Linked DNA regions of Homo sapiens: region 2 is linked to region 1. Evidence: chromatin loops called from intact Hi-C (ENCODE). Cell type or tissue: Calu3. All regions are shown on one strand. Links, peaks and the distances in the headings refer to the core of each region. The heading gives the core; the rest is flanking DNA. Region 1 has its middle 67 kb from the start of TMEM132E. Region 2 overlaps LOC105371742 (a long non-coding RNA gene).

Region 1 (9,987 bases), core at 1,183-9,182:
AGAGGGGCTGGCTTCGGGAACCTCAGGGGATCCCAGCCATTTTTCTCCGGAACCACCTGAGAGGTGAGAATGAATTGGATATGGAATGATGGCTCACCTGACTTTCTAACTTTTGGTTCTTGGAGGTGCATGTGGCAGCGCCAAAGGCTCCCAGCTAGTGGGTCCTCCCCAAGAAGCCCTGCCATCGTGGGCCCAGGGACGTGGATACAGTGCTTTGTCCCAGCCTCCCAGCCCTGTAGGAAGACTGCGAGCTGGGCTGGGCTCCAGGCTGCTCTCTGCAAGGCTTGCCTGTTTACCACTTCGCTGCGGAGCAGATGGATGACACGAAGGCCACATTTTTCTCCCATAGCAGTGGGGAAATGAATCTCACCAAGTGCTGCTGACACCATCCTCCCAGGTTCCACATCCATCGTGGACCGGGGCTGCTGACAGAGCACAGGCCCATCCCTCAGCCCTGCGCTGGGGCCCAGGGGAGAGAGTGGTGACAGGGCGAACATTTAGCATCTCTCCCTTCCTCGGTGCAGCCCTTTCCCTCCCCCAAGATCCGCCCACGCCACTGCGCAGTCCCAGCCCCGTTCTGCTCCTCCAGGCCTGGGGGCATTGAGGGCACTTGGAAACAGATGCTCCCAGGCAGGGAGATGATGAGGCTGTGATCTGGGGAGAGGCGAAGAGAAGGCATTGGCTACAGACCTGACATCCTCACAGTCTTAAAGCATGATGAAGGGTGGTCATTTCCCTGAAGCACCCAAAGGCCAAGTCTGCCCAAGAGTGAGACTACTGGGAAGATGGAAGATGGAACAGTGGTTAGGAGAGCTGGATTTGAATCCCAGCCCCTTTATTAATAAAACTCTAGGACTTTGGAAAAGTCACTCTACTGCTCTGGGTCTTGTTTCTTCCAATATTGGAATGGATTCCTCCCGGTACTAGGGATTGGTGATTCCAGACTAACAAGCACATGCTAGGAATTTAAAGACAAAGTACTCATGTTCACTGTTTATTGAGCACTTATTATGTGCCTTAGACTGTATGGAAAAGATCACTGATCTCCACAACCATCTTTAGAAAAAGTCAACTTCACCCCCATTTTACAGATTAGGTAACAGATACTGACTCAAAGTCACATGCAAGAAATAAGGTGAAGAACCAAGATTCAAATCCAACCCTGTTGAACTTCAAAGTCCTTTCTTCTTGCTAGATGACATGTCTGTCCCAGGGCACAGCGAATCTTGGAAGCCTGCATGTCAGGAAATCTTGTTGAGGAATTGAAATGAGGGATTTGGGAATCCTGAAAAAGCCGTTTGGGAAAGTATTTCCATTCCTGGCTTCAGTTAACACCTAGCATAGCTTCATCTCATTTAGTCCCTGTCCTTCCACCTTTCTCCTGCATCATATCTGTTGTTCTAAAACCTATTGGTCTAATCTTCTTGAGCCACTCCCTTTGGAAAAGTCTCTCCTGGTACACTCTGGGTCAGGATAAAGTCCAGACCCTTAGGACTGCCTTGCCTACCTGCCCTGTCTCTCCTCTCCTGCCATTCCCAGCTTGCTCACTGAGCTCAGTGGGACAATCCTTGTGATTTTCTAAAATTTCCCAGGCCCCTCTTGCCCCTGGGTCTTTTCTGGGGGTCTAGATTTCTCCTCTTGCCAGCATGAGTTCTCCTTATGTTGTCCAGAAGAAAGTTTTGAACCCTTACTAAAGCCTTCCCCATCTATTTGCCCATCAGACTTCATTCCTTCCCTGCCCCGCCCCCAACCCCTGGAAAGCTGTCTGGGTGAGAAGGTCGTCCAGGTCTTTTTACAGGAGGCTGAGTCTGAGCAATCAAAGGCAGGGGTTCTCCCAGTCTGGGTGTAGAGCTCGGCTCCTGCCACGCCTGCCCAGAGACTGTGGGTTGTGGGCAGGTTAGGATAAGCAGGAATCCTCTACAGGGTTGATTGGACCTCACAGGAGCTGCCTCCCAGCCTCCATGGCTTCCCAGCGAAGGATAAATTAAGCTGTTGCACATTCATTTCCTTCCAGCAGAAGGACGGGGAGTACAGAGTATCCCAAACAGAATCGTCATGCTCCAATTCATATCCACATTGTCTGGGAATGCATTATGGGCTAGTTGGGGTTAGAGATTTTATTTCACTTTATTTTGGTGGTAACTTCCACTGCCTGCTGAGGCAAGCGAGTGGCCTTGTTTACGTTAAAAGGATCCCCCTTCAGGTGTGACCTAGGGCGGGATTCCAGTTGGGACCCTGGAGCGGGGATTAGGGGTTAGGAGGGCCTGGGCTGTGACTTAAGTACAGTTCTATACCTTACCTCAAGTTTTCAATATGTTCAGTGTCAAGGCCACTTAGAGAAATGAATCAAATTCAGAAAAGTCAGTGTGCAAGTGTGCACACCCACATTCCCTTTGTGAATCATTTCAGGGGGCTGTGGACTCCCTGATGTCCTTCACAAACCTCCAGTTAGAGCCCTTCTCCAGGGTTTGAATTCAGACTCCATAACCAATGCCCTCCCCTCGGCCATGCCCTCCCTTCCCAGTGTTTCTGACCAGGGAAGAGTCCCTGCCTGTGAGTCTCCCACCCCACCGTTCTCCCACTACCCCCAGCTAATGGCTGACTGTCATCAGATTGTTGGTGATGGGGTGGTGGGCCCGCCTCAGCCTGGGAGTCCTCTCAGCTACCTCACAGGCCCAGGGCAACCCAGGATGAAACTGGCATGCTGGGCTGGAGGCCTTGGGCCCCAGGAACTTACTATGTTGGGCTCCCTTTCCACCTGAGAGGGAGATGCTCACTGATGGTGCATGCCAGCCTGTGATGCTCAGTGGGCCATCCAGCTCCCTGTGAGTGAAGCCTCTGCCCCTTCTCACATCCCCGCCAACTCAGAATTAAACACACGTATGAAGCTCCTTCTGTGTGCCATGCCCTGAGCCAGATGCAGGGATACAGTGTTGACTAAAACAAGGCTTCCGTCCTCATGGAGCCCTTCATCCTAGTGGGGGAGACACACAGCATTTAACAAAATCGGGTGTCAGGTGGGGGTGGGTGCAGGCAGGACAAGGGCACAAGCTGGAGGGATGGAGAGTGACTCAGGGCTGCTATTTTGGGTAGAGGGGTCAGAGAAGGGCCCTCTGAGGAGGGGATAGCCAAGCAAGAATCGGATCACTGGCTTTTCCCACTGGTCCTCCAGTCCTGGATCAAATCTTCAGGATGTGAGTTTCCACAACACTGACTTCAGAGGCCAATGGGTCTGGGAGGAGACAAACAGAAGACAGCTTTTGGGTCCTGCCCTGGGATCTGGCAGCCTCAGCCAAAGTCTGTGCATCTCCTTGAACATACAGGTGGACACCCCCAAGACCAGGGACTGCAGCCCTCCCAGGAGGCTCATCATCCTGAGGTAGGAGGTGGGACTTGACTCTGGAGGTGGGGCTCGGACACTGGACTGAATTGAGGCTAGCTAAAACAGGGATGGGGAGGGGAGGAGGTGGTGAACTGGCATGGTGGAAAGGGAGGCACCTTTCCATAAGACATGCCCACCAGTGTGCCTTGCCAGTTTACCATTGCCATGGCAACACCCAGAAGTTACTGCCTCTTTTCGTGGCAACGACCCAATGCCCTGGAAGTTACCATCCTTTTTCTAGAAATTTCTGCATTATCCTGCCCTTAATTTGCATATAATTAATAGTGGGTATAAATATGACTGCCACCCTGCCTTGGAGCTGCTACTCTGGGCACACTGCCTATGGGGTCGCCCTGCTTGGCAAAGAGCAGTACCTCTGCCGCTTCAGTAAAAGTCACTGTCTAACACTACTGACCCACCCTTGAATTCTTTCCTGGGCAAAGCCAAGAACCCTCCAGGGCTAAGCCCCAGTTTTGGGCTCACCTGCGCTGCATCAATACCAAGGAGTAAGCATTTGCAGATGAGGCCCATGGATGAGGCATGCTCCTCCCAGGTGGTGTCTTGCCATGGAAAGAGACTCCCTGCCATCAGAGACAGTGGCAATTCCTGGTGATACCCAGCTCTGAAAAGGGTATAGGCTCCTCTCTCTTCTCTTGCCCTGGTTGCCCCGACTGCAGAAGCTCTTTCCTCTGGAAGGGGCCCAGGCTGGTGTGTCTGGTAGTCCCTGTCCCAGTGCACAGCCCCTTCAGGGGGACTAAGATGCAGGTCTTGGAAGAGGAGAGGAATGGAAGGATGGAGTGGGGAGAGGTGGCAGCCAGCCAGCTTGTGAACACAGCCCAGAGAAAGGCTGGCTGTGATAAGCTCCCTGCTGCAGGGCCCAGGCCTTATCTCCACCCTGCAGATAGACATCTCTGCTGGGCTAGAAGCTGAGGCCCACCATGGTCCTTGGAGTTCTGTGCCTGACTGAGGAGTGGGAGTGGGGCTGTGCAGGGCCTGTAAGCTCCCTGGCCTGCCTTAGCCGAAGGCCTGGTTCTATAGCTGAGTGTCCAGGGCCTGCCCCGCCTAAGCATTCCTATCCCCAGTTAGTGTCGCCTGGACAAAGAAGATTAATTTGTTGTGCCTCCTCCCCTCTACACGAAAGATTCAGTTCAGACCCCTTATTTTAGAGTAATTCCAGGAAAAAACCCGTCTTGAAGGATGCTTTAAATGTAGCTACCCTTGACACCACTTTAGAGTAAGCTCTTTTTTGAATTGTCAAACTGATGGCTTGAACTCCTCCTGCCCCAAATTAGCAAAACATCAATATCTTTCTTTGGGGTACTTCTAACATCTTCTCAAAAGTACCCCTGAGAGCTGACTTAGTTCAAGAAGGAAGTCCTGACTCTAAACACCAAACCAAAAAATGAAAAATGTTTTAAAAATTAGAGTATCAGATGGAGGATCAGATCAGATCTCCCTGTCACATCCCTTTAGAAAATTCATCTTTCTTTGGAAAATGATAAAATAATAGCTTGCATTTACTGAGGTGAGATGTGGGCCAGACATTTTCTGTTATTCACAGGCAATAACTCATTTATTCCTTACAAGAACCCTATGAGGTAGGTGCTATTTTATCCCCATTTCATAGACAGAGAACTGAAGCTCAGGGAGAAATCAATTCTGCTGCCTTCCACGGCCAGGCCAGATGGAACCTGAATCGCATGAGGTGCCCTTTTGTCCCAGCCAGCCTCCGACAGGCCTCTCTCCATCCACAGGAAGGGTTTTAATCATCTCTCCAGGATCTCTGTCCCTTTCCTCCCAGAAGTCCAGGGGCACCCCTGAATGAGGGCCTCTGTTCCCAGGTTGCAACTCACCTGGCATCAGCTCCAAATAAATCATTTCATGAGAGTTAATAACATAGTCCCTTTAACTGCAAAGTGTTTTCACATAGAGAGCCCGCTAGTCTGCTTTAATGAACAGATAAGAATCTTTGTCATTAACTCAGTTGTTGGCTTGCATGCAAATGGCTATTCTTCTGAGTGCCATGAGACTATTTATGTATTATTTTAAGTATGGAGTAGATATGCTCCTGGTCACCCCTCCGTCTGAGAAGCTCTTATTCCAGTAAGGACCTCTGAAGGCCATTTACACAGATGGGCAGCAGTTCCCCTCTGCAGAGACCCCATGGGTACACTAGAGTCTGGAGGGCTGCTCTCTTTACTCCAGCCCCTCTCCATTGGGCCCACGCCTGAGTTTGGCAGCCACCCCTGTGACCTCCGCCTTCCCATTAGCTGCCTCTGGTTATTACTGTACTAGAGCTGTGTGGCTCCAATAGCCAGGGTACACATGCATACATGCAAGTGCGCATGTGTGGTGGGTGTGCGTACGTGTGCCTGCATGTTTGCACCCTGTGAGTGTGGCGAGTGTGTGAGCAGAGTGCTTAGAGAGTGTGCCTTTACAATGTGTGCCCTGTGAGCATGCAGGGAGTGTGTGTGCATTCGTGTGCCCTGTGTGCCCAGTGCCCACAGAGCCCATCTCCTGTCTCCTGACAATGGCTGCACTTTTGTCACCAGGTGTGATTGATGTTTTGCCGTGTCTTCCTGGAGTGGGGTTTTCTGGGGTGGAGGGTCGCCCTGTGGCCCTGGCATCACTAAAGATCTCGAGGATCTGCAGCTGCTGGAGCATTATTTCCTCCTTCTCCTCTCCTCTCTCCCCAATCGCTGGGATATGTGATCCCTGCCCAGTGGGCTAACAAGATTCTAGCTCTCCCACCCCTATGGGGCCTGCCCTTTCCTTGGCAGAATGCCATCCCACAAGGGATAATTCTGGAACTGAGCCTAGAGAGGGAGGGACTTTGGAAGGAGCACTTTGTGGCCAAGTGTGTCTATGTGTAGAGAGGGTGGGCTCAGGAGGGCCCTCCCCTGATATCTTCCAGGCTCCCGTCAATGTTGATGAATTGCACCCCACCAGGGGAGGGGTGGGCTGGGCTCTCTGCTTCTTGGAGTGGCAGAGTGCATTGAGATGGAGGTGGCGGGTAGTGAGGAGGGCAGAGGCAGGAAAGAGGGACCCTTCCCTTGCCACTTTCCACCATCTTCAACCTTCTAAGCTCCCTTCTGCCCTCTCTCCCCTTCCCCTCTTCTGTGTCTGGATGTGGAAGGGTCTGTCAGGTGGGGTCAACCCTCAGGGCAGAGATTGGGCCATACAGCTCTGCTACAGATGAAGGCATGAAGGCTGGCTCCCAGGACATGCCCACTTTTCCTTTGTTCCCTGTCAACTCTCCTCGCTGGCAGCTTCCCTCACCTCCCACCTTGCAGAAGCTGTGGAAGCAGCCCAGTGCCCCTGTCCCATGGGAACCACAGGAGGGCTGTTGGAAATGTTTGTAATGGAGGAGAAAGAAAGCCATTCTAGAATTGCAGAAGGTCAAGAGGGAAAGGGCCCTTCCAGCCCCACAGTGGGGCCCAAAGAGGGCTGCAGGGGCTGCCTGAGGTCACACAAGAAGGCGGTGGCAGAGACAAGGCTCTAATTCTGCTGGCCTCATCCTCAGGGGACTCTGCAGCTGTCTGCCTCATGCTCCAGAGCTGGGATTAACATAGGGGGCTGAGGCCCCCTCTGTGCTCCAGCCCTGCTCAGTGGCCAGGGAGGGCTGTTAGACACTGGTGATGGTGATGCTTGAACCCGCTTTGCAGACAAGTTATGGTTGGGCCCTGAATGGGGAGGACACTCAGAGAACATTTAGTCCAGACCCATCTCACAGGAGGGCAGAGACCCAGGAAAGTTCACACTGTGACTGGAGGTGCCCAGGGCTGCTCCAGACTCTGAGATCTGAGGGAGGGTCACCTCTTCCGCCTCCTCGCACCCACTCCTCCTCTCAGCCAGGCCCCCAAGACTCCATCCCTCCAGTCAGGCTAAATGCATCCCTGCTCCTAATCCTCAGCTTGTTTTTGACATCCCAGCCATCTGGTGGGCCCATTCTAGTACCTCTCCTCACACCATTTCCACCCTTCTCCAGGCTACCTCTCTGATGAACTGCCTGGCTTCTGCATTTGCTCCATTTCCTCTTCTCAAATTACATGCATAGGTTACTTTGCACTTATTTGTATATTTCCCTGAATGCCTGACATCATTTCTTCATGGTATGACTAGTCTCCCCCATCAGACTGGGTATTCTTCATGGGCCAGTGTCTTGTTTTCTCCCTTATCCTGGGAGCTGCTGTAGGACAGATCCTTTTTCTCTTCTTTCGCCTGAGCACTCCTTGTGGGCAGAGGATAGACGACTTGAAATTTCCAGCTCTGTCTTAACCCTGAGACTCAGTGCCTCTCTAGCACACACAGCAAAGGGGTAGTTACCATTCCCATCCTCCCTTTCTCCTTCACAATGCCCAGCCTCCTCCGACACAGCAAACCCCAAACCCACAGGAGCACCTGCCAATGGCAGCACCATATAGAGGATGGCGGAGCTGGCAAAGCTTGGAGAATAGCTGGGGACCCCTGAAGCTTGTTACTGCCCACCTCTGCCACCTCCCACCACACAACAACTGTCCAAGAGGATGGATGAAGGGAGGGTGTGAACTGGCAGATCGGGGTGTGCCCAGGCTTCATACCATGAGACCCAAGAACCATCAAGACGGAAGGGACAGCACTGGAGGGACCATCTGGCTCCTGGCCTCTTGTTGAGGGTCTTGGCTTGCTCCAGATGTGGGTGGTACCAGACTCGTGGCCACATGACCAGTCAATGCCAGAGTGAGAACCCCACTAAGCCCCTGTAATCCAGCCTAGCACTCTTGCCACTGCATCAGAATGATTCTCTGAACTGCCAGACTCCACTGAGGAGGACAGTGTGGAGCAGCAGGGAGACTTTAGAACTTGGAGCTATTATAACCTGGGATTGAATCCCTGCCTCTACTATTTATTTGCTGGGTGGCATGAGACAAGTCATGTAACTTCTCTTCTCTGAGCCTCAATTTCATCATCTGTAAAATGGGCATAATAATAATACCTACCTTACTTGGTTATTGTGAGGGGTCAATAAAATGATGGCTATACAGTGGTTAGTAGGTAATGAGCTCTCAGTGAATGCCAGCGGTTATTTAATACTCCTACTTCCTCTGTGCTCACTACTCTGTCAGATCTGTGGCAAGGGTATAATAAACATTCACTGAGCCGATGTGGCAAGGATGAGGGCCATAGGGGATGGCTTCCACTTCCCAGTTTCTCTTGCTTAGCCCGAGAGGCTGAAGGAGCAGACAGTATCCCAAGGGAAAGGGCAGGTGCTGGCTTATGCCCATCTCCTTACATGAGGCATCTCTGCTTGTGCCACCAGCTCTCCAAACAAGCTCAGCTCGGTACCTTGCTCAGGAAGGTCTGGTGGTTCTCTGCTTTCAGGAGTTGATGGTTGTCTGCTGTGATAGTCAGCTAGGGATGGAGTTCCCAGTGGAGGAGGGAGTCTGGTTCCTCCAGCAATGGCAGAGGCCAAGCATCTGTGGCATATTCATAGTCTTCCATCTGCCCCAACACTATCCACAATCTGTGACTTAAATGGGGGTCCCACAGCCTAGACCCCACTATTGAGAACATCAAATCCTTAGAGACCCTTCCCTCTTCTTCTCCCACTTAAAAATCTCTCCAACCTCATTCCCTTCACTTTCCAACATCATCAGTTGCCTCCGGATGTAGCAGAAAGCAGGTAGGTTTGGAGCTGCCCGCCAGGTCACTTCTAAGCTGAAGGCACGTTACTTGCCCTCTTTGTGTGCTTGCCTCCTTATCTATAAAATAGCCATAATTCCTATCTTCCACGACTCTTGTTAGAAATACGAGTGTTGCCAGGGTGGCTCACACCTATAATCCCAGCACTTTGGGAGGGTGAAGCAGGAGGATTGCTTGAAGCTAGGATCTCAAGACCAGCCTGGTTAACATGGTAAGATGCCATCTCTACAAAATATAAAAAACAAAAATGTAGCTGGGAGTGGTGGTGCACACCTGTAGTCCCAGCTACTCGGGAGGCTAAGGCAGGAGGATCGCCTGAGCCCAGGATGTCCAGGCTGCAGCACGCTGTGATTGTGCCACTATACTCCAACCTGGGTGACAGAGCGAGACTCTGTCTCAAAAATAAATAAATAAATAAAAGGAAAAATAAAAAAAGAGAAAAAAAGAAATACAAGTGTTGGAATAGCAGGACCTCTTCAGGGAGGCCAGTGGACACTGCCTAGAAGTGGTGATTCCCATGTTTTTACATATGGGGACACCAGGGCTCAGAAATAGTGACATATTGGCTAAAGGTCACCTGGCAAATGCACTGTCAGACTCCAGGAGTCCCTGCCAACCTATCTTAGAACATTTTGACCCTTCAAATGAGAGTTTCCTTCTCTAGCCTACTTATTGTGTTTTCCATTTTCTCAACTGGGCTCCAACCCCACTTCCCACCCCCCACTCCCTGAAGCCTTCTGTTAAGGGGAGCACACTGAACTGAAGTTAGTGTTTGTTAAAGACAAGCATGGAGAAGCGTCCAGGGCTGGTGTGGAGAGGACAGTGGGAAGCGTGGGGCTGGGGCTGGGGCAGGGTGGGCTCCGGGCGGTTCCTCTGAATCTCCTGGTCTGCCTTCACCAGCCCTGGCTGTCTGAGAAATCTCA
Region 2 (9,987 bases), core at 1,295-9,294, 250 kb before region 1:
GTCCTGGTGGGGAGGGTCTGACTTCTGAGATCTGTCCTTTGGGACTATCCTTCAGCCCTGGTCATGGCTGGGTGGTGGCCTGGGCATACGGCCGTGTTCACAGAAACATCACCAGACTCAGACCCAGAGCCTGTCACTGTCCCTTTCTGGGGGCCTTGCCCATGGGTGGGGACTTGGGCCAGAGGATGGAGTAAAATAATGTGTCAGGCTGGAAAGGCTCAAGCCCAGTGGTTGACCTTCTCCCAGTTGGTAGATAAGAGCAGGGAGTAGACACTTCGGTAATAGCTCTTACTCTGTACCCGGCACTACTTTAGGGCTTTAGATCTATCAACTCATTTGACCCTTACAACAACTCTGTGAGGAGGGTACTATTATTTCCCCTGTTTTGTGCATGGAAACTCTGAGGCACAGAGAGGTTAAGTGACTGGCCTGTGATCACACAGGAAATTGGTGCAGGAACTCAAGGCTCTTACCCAGGTTTGCTCCTAAGTCTAACCTGTGAGGTCAGTCCTGTCTGATCCTCCAAGACCAGGTGTAGGGGAAAGTGTGGAGGGAAAGTGACCAGGGGATTCTGAATCAAGGAGAATTGTTGGGGTCTGTGTGGTTAATCTTGGGGGCTTGCTGGAGCAATTAGAGCAATCTGAGAGGTCCCAGGTTGATGTTGGGGGCACCCCAGGCCTCTGATCCTGCATAGGCAAAGGCTGGGAAGCCGGACTGTGATGAGGGACTTTGGACATCTTAGCAATCTTGGAGACTTATTTGAGGAAGGAGAAGAGACATCAGTGGGCGGAACACTAGCACCTTGGTTCCTTCATTCATTCATTCATCAATTTGCTATTTCGTAGCAGGTCCTGTGCTGGGTGCTAGGGATACAGAAATGAACAAACACAGTCCTGGCTCTGGAGTTGCTCACAGTCTTTGCAAGACACACTTGTAACAAGGTGTGATAAGGACTTTGATGTTTGGAGGTACTAGGGGCCCTGGGAGCCCAGAAGAAGGGCATATAGCTGAGGCTGGTTTTCTAAGTGATGAGATGATGGCTAGTGAAAGCTTCCTAGAAGAGGTGACCTCTGAGCTGAGGTATCATAAGAAGCAGCTCTTCCACCAGAGGTTCTCAAGTTTGTTTGGTAGAATCCACCTGGGGGCTTCCAAAAAACCTGATGCCTGGGGCCACCCAGACCTATCAAATTGGAATCTCTGCTGGTAATTCTGCTGTGCAGCCAGCACTGAGCGCTGCTGAATTAGAGGAAGAAAGGTGGAGCAGGCATTCCAGGTTGATGGGGAAGGGGATAAGAGCTAAGACAAGGGATGACATGAAGGTGGGAAAGAGGCAGGCATGTTTAGGGGGCTGCAAGCCAGACCACAGGGACTGTGAAGCAGTGGACAGATGAAGCAGGAAGAGCTATGAGGGCTGCAAATTGGGGGAGCTTGGGCAGACCCTGCAACCCAGGTCCCAGCTGTCTTGGGCAGGAAGCCTCCATGCTGGTAGGCCACCCCATGTCCTGCACCCATCCTGCTGTGCTAGCCACCTCGGTAAGGGGCAGGAATTTAAGGAATACTTCCGTTCCCATCGCTGCCTTTCTGTGGAGCTGTCAGCTGCGCTGCCAGCTGTGTGCAGAGCCCCACCACTTGGAAGAGCACTGGATCAGTCATAAAGAGCCCATGGCACTCAGAGGGAGCTCAGGGCTTCCAGAGCAGCATGGAGGCCTCATGGGGTAGACCGAGTGTGTCTCATGGCCTGTCAGAGACCCTGGGTCCTGGGGGCACCCTTGGAGGGGCCCAATGACTCACCAGGCAGCCCAGAGCCCAGGGCTACTGAGAAGCAGAGGCAAGATCCTGAAGTCTTGGGAGGAGGATGGAAAGGAGCTGAGCCGACTGCTGTGTGCGCTGGTCCATGAGGTGTTTTTCATGTGGCAATGGCCCTCTGGGTGCCAGGCTCTCTGCTAAGTCCTGTCTTTGAGCAGGCTCTGTCTTATGGACTTCTGGCACCAACCCTGAAATTACAGTGTGCTGGGGTCAGATCTGAAGTCCAATCCCAGGGCTGGCTGCTGCAATTTCTCTCTGACCATGGGCAAAGGACGTCTCTTCCATGGGTTTCAACTGCTGTGTTGGTAAAATGGGGCTCACAGTCCTGAAAACCTTACAGGGTTTTAAGATTGAAATGACATGTATGAAATGTTCAGCACACAGTTCAGGATCAGCCACTGATTCCTCTCCAATTCTTTTCTCTGCTTGACCCTGGCTTTCCCCAAGCCATTAGTCCCTGGGATTAAAGAACTCTGGGTTCTTACAGCTGTGCCTTCTGAAAAGTGATCTCAGACAACTCTGAACCCTGTCTGGATGGTTCAGAGTGGCCTTTATCCCTTTTTGCTTCTCAGGGCAGAGTTGTGGCCCCACTCCTTTGCCCTGGTCCTGCCCAGCCCAAGCCCGCTGGCCCTCCTCTCCACACAGAATGCCCAGTCATCTGAACACCTGAGTACCTTGTGATTGAGGCTCTCACCAGTGCTGTCCATGGTTCTGGCCCTGGGAGACGACCCCGGGGGATGTGTGAGGTGTGGATCTCTAGGCGAGAGCAGCTGGTACTCTTGGTGATTTATGAAGGATTCGGGAGAGATGCTTGTTGCTAGGTGACCAGCAGGGGCCAGTTGGAAGAGGTGAAGCAGGACTGCAGTGGGAAACCCAGTCCCTTTTCTTGTTCACTTCTGGGTGAATTCCTGTGCCCTTAAGGGTTCTGTTCTTCTTCTCTTCCCCCTTCCCTTCTCCCCTCATCCAGTGCCATAGAGACCAGAAGTATGCAGGGATGGAACAAAGTCCCAGATTGTTGTCTTGAGATTTTAATTTTCTTCCCTTTTAGTAATATTTTCAGTATGTGTTGTGTGTGTGAGTGGGTGTGTGTGTGCATGTGTGTGTGTTTGTGTGTGTGTGTGTGTGTGTATAAGAAGATAGCTCACAGAGGGGTGGCCATGATGACTGTTTCTCCATAGTGCATGCTTGTCACGTGCCGGGAACTTGCTACATCGTTTTACATAACTCATCTCCAATAGCTCTCTGAATCCTCCTAGCCACCCTGGGAGGTAAGCTATCATACCCTCTTTTACAGATAAAACAAACAGGCTCAGAGAATAAATCAGTTTGTCTGAGGCGCCTTAGCCTGGAAGTGGGAGATTGGGGATTTGAACTCAGGTCTACTTGTATGCTTCAGCACTAAGTACTGTTCTGTCAAGGGTTCCCTGGCTTGGTGAAACCATTCCTGGCCTCAGGACAAAGCTGCATGCAGGGACAGTACCCCAGCCTAGGACTCAGCAGGCTTGAAATCTGGTTTCAAGTTTGTCCCTAGTGACTCACTCTTTGACCCTAGCCAGCCCCTTGTCTTCTCTGTCCTAAATGTGAATGACCCTGTTGAACTGAGCCCCGTGGTTCTTCCTAAAAAGGAGTCCAGGCCCCCATGCATAGCCTGACTCCTGTAGATATGGGGGCTCCAAGTCAAGGGCAGGCCAACTCTTGGAGTCCCCCACAGAGCCAGGAAGAAGTCCATGCTTCCCGTCTGTTTAGTGGTTCCTGGACTCAAGCAGACAGATTTAGCGTGGTTGATGCAAGGGGTCCCAGAGCTGGAGTCTGCAGTGAGCCCAACACTCTGGTGAGGCGTCTGAGATGCAGAGAGCTGACTTGTTTACACTACACTGTGTGCACCAGTGACCCCCATCATCAATCTGTGGGGACATCTTCTCGCTGCTTCTTCTAATGAAGGATCAGGAGCTTTGACCTGGAATCCAGAGCTCTAAGTTATGAAGAGTTTGACTGTTGGATGGGGGAACCTGAATATTGGAGGGCCCAGCACGAAATCCCTCAGCTGGCTAACAATTCATTGGTGGTATCTGGTTACTGATCATTCTTACTCTGCACAGACCTACTGTGTGTCGGGAGCTTTATACACGATCCAAGAATCACTGCATGAGTTGGCTGAGATGAGTTTGGAACTCAGTCAAGTCCATCCCTAGAAGGACTTGCTTTTGAATATGTATGTACCTGGCTTTGTGTTAAAGCCTTCAGAAGTGATGTCCCCTTTCAATCTTTACAAACACCAAATGAGGCAAGAATTATTTCCCTTCCTTTATAGATGAGGAAACCCTGAGACCCTGAGATGGCTCAGGGAGGAAGTGGTAGAGCTGGGATTCAAACCCAGGGCAAAGCCGAGAAGAAACTGCCTCGCCAAGCCCCTGGGCTGGCTTGGCTTGCAAGGAGTGAGCGGACTCCAGTCCCCACTCAAACTAGCTTTTAAATGCTGGTTAGCAGTTTTCCTGGTTGGTGTGGGCACACACTCCTTGCTACAGACACTTTCTAATTAAGAAAAAGAGCAGTAGGCATAAGGTCTTTCTGGAAAAGGGGCTTTGGGCTGAAGGAAGCAGAGACATTTGTGTTAAGGAGATGCTCATGCTCTTCACGTTGCTGCCCTTGGCCTGAAGCTCCTCCCGCCCCACTGGCTCCTTTCCAGTTTCTCCCCTCCAGGCTGCCCTAAGGGCATGACACTGTGTCCACTCAGTCATATCCCTCTACTCTGGACTGACCAGGACTGGAGCATTGGGACCTGATCTTCAGTTGCGGCAGGAGGGATTCTGGTTGGATCCCAGGAAGTACTTCTAGGTAATGGGGGGTTGTGGGAAAGTGGAGGATGGAGGTGGGAGGGGATTTCTTAAGGCCCAGAGTCAGCAGGAGGGACAGTGAAGGGGGTGCAGGTGGTGGAGGCTGGCACATGCCCTCTGACCCTGCACTAGGGGAGGGCTCTGACTCAGGAGTTATCTCTGCTACCCCCTGACAAATCCAAATGCTGGACCATGAGCCCCTCCACCCTCCTTCCTGACCCCATGCTCTGAATCTGCTCCTGACAGCCTTTTAAATAATGGATTTCTCCCAGCCTCAGCATTTGGGGGTGGGGCTCAGGATCCCAGAGATTCCCAGCAAAGAGATTCTGATATTTCCAGCCTTGGTCCTCCTCCCTCTCATTCTGGCAAAAGGATTTCATGTTTTCCGAGCACAGCAGCCTCCTCCTCAGGCTGCCTGTTGGGGGCAGCCTTACCCCACGCACCCTCTGCAGAGCCCGGTGGTGGCCAGTTGCACTGAGGGTGAGGTGGGGGAGCCAGAAGGAAGGGGGAGAAGGGCTGGGCCCCTCCTCTCCTCTCCTGGCCCCATGGGGAGGGAGATGTCATGGCCTGAAGGTGGCCCGGGGTACAGCTGGGGTGCGGGGCATGTCGGTGGGCATCCAGGAGTGCTGAGACCCCACTCAGGCTGCTGCAGGGGAAGGGTCCTCACCCATGTCTGAAGCTCTCCAGTGCCAGGCTGTGGTCACACAAGCCTCCCCTCAGCAGGGCCCTGGGGGTGCTCTGGGCAGGAGTGTGGAGGTGGGAGTGGGGTGGGGAGGTGGGGAGCTAAGCAGATGGCTGCCTGGGCGGGAAGAGAGGGAGGCACTGTGTCAGGAAGTGCAGTGCAGGCAGGGTGTGACCTTGTGCAGACTCACCCTGGGGTCACCTCACCACCCACCCAAAGGATGTCTGGTCACCGTTGCCCAGAAATGCATGAGGGTGGTGAGGGCTTTGGGCTTAGGAAGACAAGGCTGGGGTGGAGTGGAAGTAATAGGAAAAGGGAATCAAGACTTGACTCAAATCGCTTCAGCAAGGAGGCCTTAGGCTTTCTGGCCCTCAGTCTCCTGGTGATGAGAAGGCCTGGCCCCTGAGGCTGCTGTGTTGAATGAAAAGGTGAGGAAAGTGCTTGGCACACAGTAGGTGTCCATCTAGGGGCAGCTGCCTCTGGCCACCTTGTCCGGAGAAGTGGACTTTCTCAAGCTACAGCTTTAGAAAGGCAGCAAGCCCCACAGTAAGCGCACAGCCTGGAGCCACAGTGCTTGGCTTTACAAGCCTGGCTCAGCACACACCCTCTATGTGTCCCCAGGCAATTGACCGAAGCTCCCTGTACCTTGTTTTCTCTGTGAAATGGGTAATAATAATTCCCTCTTCAGAGGGTTTTTCTGAGGGTGAAAGGAGTTAATACACACAAAGCATTTAGAACAGTGCTTGCTCCATGCGAGGGCTCTGTAAGAGTGTGTACCATTGTCACTATATCCTTTGTAATTTTTAAGAAAATTTATTTACTTACTTGTTTTTTATTTTTTTAGAGACAGGGTCTTGTTCTGTTCGTCACTCCAGCCGAAGTGCAGTGGTGCAATCATGGCTCATTACAGCCTCAACATCCTAGGCTTGAGGGATTCCCCCTGCCTCAGCCCCCTGAGTAGCTGTGACCATAGGTGCCTGCCACCACACCCGGCTAATTTTTTATTTTGTAGAGATGGGGTCTTGCTATGTTGTTCAGGCTGGTCTGGAACTCTTGGGCTTAAGTGATGATCCTGCCTCGCCCTTCCAAAGTACTGGGATTACAGGCATGAGCCACTGCACCTGACCTCATTATCAATAACTGCCACATTCTCCTACCTCTGCCCAATCCTGGGCTCCTTACAATGCTTTCGTCTAAGTGAGCTGCTTGAATTTCCCACAGCAGCCTCAGAGACATGTCCACCAGGAGTCCCACCGATTTTACAGATGAACGCACAGAGGCTCAGAAGATGAAGCAAACTGCTCATGATCATACCCTCCCCTTATTTAAAAAGTGACACTTAAGTTCTTTCTTTACTTATTTTTATTCTTTAGAGACAGGATCTTGCTCTGTCACCCAGGCTGGCATGTGTGATTATAGCTTACAGCAGCCTTGAACTCCCGGCCTAAAGTGATCCTCCCACCTTGGCCTCCCGAAGTGCTGGGATTACCGATGTGAGCCACTGCGCTCAGCCCCTTACTTTCTTCTCAGCATATGCATGGTCCTGAGTACCTCACTGCTTGCCCCAAGCCTGGTACCTCCAGTAATCCAGGCCCAGAGTACCCACTTTACTCTAGCGCTGGATGAGGGAAGATGGCTTCTCTTCCTCCAGGTTGCTGAGGGGCAGGGCTACCATGCATGGGGGTTTGGTGAAACAGGGGAGGCAGGTTCAAGGTTTCCAGAAGGGACCTGGGGGCCTGGGTGGCTGGAGCAAGGGGAGGGTGGGGGGTCCTGAGCCTGAGGGGCTGAGTGGGGGTTTCAGTCACTTCTGAGATGGGCTTTTCTCTGATTAGCATTTGCAGGTGGTGGGTGCCCCAGGTAAGGACTTCCATCTGACTAACGGTGAGGCTTATCTCCTTAGTGGAGAATTGACTTTTTAATTGACCAGGGTATTTTACCTTTGATGGTGTCCACTGGTAGTTTGAATCCTGGCAGGGGAGGGGGCAGGAGCGGCCCTCTCTAACTCAGCTCAGCCTCCGGTCTTTTTGGCCATGAACTCAAACCCAAACAAGAGGGGGTACTGCTCAATGGAGGGTAGTGTGGATCCCAGAGGCACAGGTAGACAGTACAGGGCGTGTTCTCTGCCTGCCTTCTAGAGTCGGAGCGGATCTGAGTTCCAGCCACATCACTTAATACCTGTGTCACCATGGTCAGCTTAATTAATCCCTCTGACCTTCCATTTCTCCATCTGAAAAGGGGGCTAATAGTATCCACGAGACACTTATTATGAAGAGTACACACAATTAGCACAGCACCCAGCACCCTTGTAAGTGCCAGTTAAATGTTGGCTTTACTCATCATCTCCGATTGTGGCATGCTCTGAGGACCCGTGCGGTGTCCAGCTCCAGGTAGTTTCTGCCCTTGGCCCCACTTCAGTGCTCGATCTGCAAAAAATTCCCAGCCACCCTGCCTGAGAGCTCCCACTCCAGAGAAAGGGCTTCTCCACTCAGCTTTTCTTGAGCACCTACTATGCACTGACCCTGTGCATGCCAAGCTGAGTAAGACTCTGCTCTGTTGTCCAGGAGCTCAGTCTCTGGGGCCATGAGTATATCCCAGGGAATGATAAAAGGGGGTACATCGTCGTGGGCACTGATGAGGGAATAATGGGCCCTGAGGGGTGATTGTAAATGGCTTCACAGAGGAGGTGACATATGCACTCAGTATTGAAGCATAAGATTTTTGGGAAGGGGAGGTGGAGTGATTTTTTTTGCAGACGAAACAGCATTTACAAAGGCCTGGAGGCAGAGTCTAGATAGCTTCCCCACTCTTACAGGAACACTCTAGCTAGGAAGGCTCTAGCTAGAGCAAAGGGACACATTCCAGTATGGGGGATGCAGAGCTGGGTGGGGCTGTTCAGGGAAGGCTTCCTGTAAGAGGCATTGGGAGGCCAGGTTTTACAAGACTGGCAACAGGATTGGGGAGCTTGGGAAGTGGTACTTCTGTTTGGCAGAAGGAGGTTTATTTAACAAAACAAAATGGATGGTGGGGATAGAGGAGGAAGGCAAGACCCACTGGTGCTCTCTTCCCCTCCTGTGCTGGGTCAGGGGGTGAGGGCTAACAGGTATCACCTATATCTCACCTCTGGTTGGGGTTGTGGCTCTGGAGATGAGGGTGGGCAGGATGTTAAGAGACACTCATCCCAGGTGAGAGAGGGGCACCTGCCAGCCTGAACCTGGGAGCCTGGCATTCAGGGGAGTGAAGAACCTGTTTGTGGAGCTTGGAGGACCTTTAATTAGTTTTACAAGAGGCCTCCATCTCCAAGTATTTCTCTTCACCAAGATTTCCTAGGGAAGAAAGGGGTGGAAGGGAGAAGGGTGCACCTGTCCAGAGAATTCCCCCAAATCTTCATCCCTGCAACATTTACCTGGGCCTTTCTCCCCCTCCCCTTGCCTCTTGTCTCACCTAGAACAGAGACTCCAGGATCAGAGCTGGGAGAGGGAGCAGAGGTAAGCCTGGGGTGCCTGCTTGCAGCTATGGATGTTGGATGTCTGTGTAGAAGAGATGCTGGGTGGCAGGAAGCATGAGGAGGGGCTTACTATTATAGCTTTGCCACTTACCAGCTGTGCAAACCTGGGCATGTCCTTTAAGCCTCTGAGCCTCAGTATTGGAATCTGCAAACTGGGGGAGTAATGCTCATCATCCACAGCTGTTTTAAGGACGGAATAAGATATCCATGAGGCATCTAGCATAGGTCTGGCAGTCTTGTCTTCAGCTTTGACTTGAGCTGACCTAGATAATGTCATGCAGAGAGAGAGGTATCAGGGGAGGAGAGGTCTGTTAGCAGGTGGATGGGTTACTAGGTAAGACCATCAGCCCTTGAGGCACATGCCTCAGTTTTTAGATGTGCAAAATGGGGTTAATAATAATACTTCACAATGTTGTGTGAAGATTAAATGAATTATAGATAACAGTATCTGGCTCAGGAATACTCAGAGTGCTTAATAATGCTAGCTATTATTATTGACATTTATTTATTTATTTATTTTTGAAATGGAGTCTCTGTCATTTAGGCTGGAGTGCAGTGGCGCGATCTTGGCACACTCCAACCTCCACCTCCTGAGTTCAAACGATCTTCCACCTCAGCCTCCCGAGTAGCTGGGATTACAAGCGTGCACCACTGCACCCAGCTAATTTTTGTATTTTTGGTAGAGACGGGGTTTCTCCATGTTGGCCAGGCTGGTCTCGAACTCCTGACCTCAAGTGATCCACCCTCCTCAGCCTCCCAATGTGCTGGGATTACAGGCTATTATTGAATTTTAAATTACTATTCAGTTGCTATTAAAGCAAGGTCTCAGGCCCAAGGATTTGGTCACAGGTATCAGAATGGGAGCCTCAAGTGGGACTTGGCCTCAACAAGGAGGCAGGAGGCCACAGAAACCGTTGGTTGGAACCCAGATCCAGGTCAAAGTTGGAACCTCTAGGTCATCCAGCCTGGGGAGTATAGGGCTGGCCCATGGGTTACCACCACCCCTCCAACCTTTCAATCCCCTCTCAACACATTTTCCTGCTCACCTTGAGTTCCAGCTGGAAGGACCAGATTAAGGTGGCCATGCCAGGGACACCTGCATCCCAGGCACATCTACACAGAGTTCCTGCAAGGCTCAGAAAAGACCAGGCCCAGCTCTG

The links. A loop is a pair of places that touch in the nucleus more often than their neighbours do. Peaks named below come from ENCODE experiments on the same cell type or tissue, not always from the same donor. Only the 100,000 strongest peaks of a DNase experiment are listed, where the experiment ranks them.
Region 2: a loop joins it to region 1, with 2.4 times the contacts of the local background. A loop is called at or near these places in 4 of 110 quality-filtered maps.

What each region holds. Positions count from the first base shown.
Region 1 is chr17:34,642,030-34,652,016 of GRCh38, reverse strand. No RefSeq gene overlaps it. Among named protein-coding and RNA genes, the nearest start is that of TMEM132E, 67 kb to the right of the region's middle. In Calu3, for the core only: no CTCF peak of the experiment used is centred there; a DNase peak (open chromatin) is centred at 6,166.
Region 2 is chr17:34,888,139-34,898,125 of GRCh38, reverse strand. All of the region lies in intron 2 of LOC105371742 (a long non-coding RNA gene), which reads left to right. Among named protein-coding and RNA genes, the nearest start is that of CCT6B, 68 kb to the left of the region's middle. In Calu3, for the core only: a CTCF peak has its summit at 5,062 (motif pointing right); a DNase peak (open chromatin) is centred at 5,075.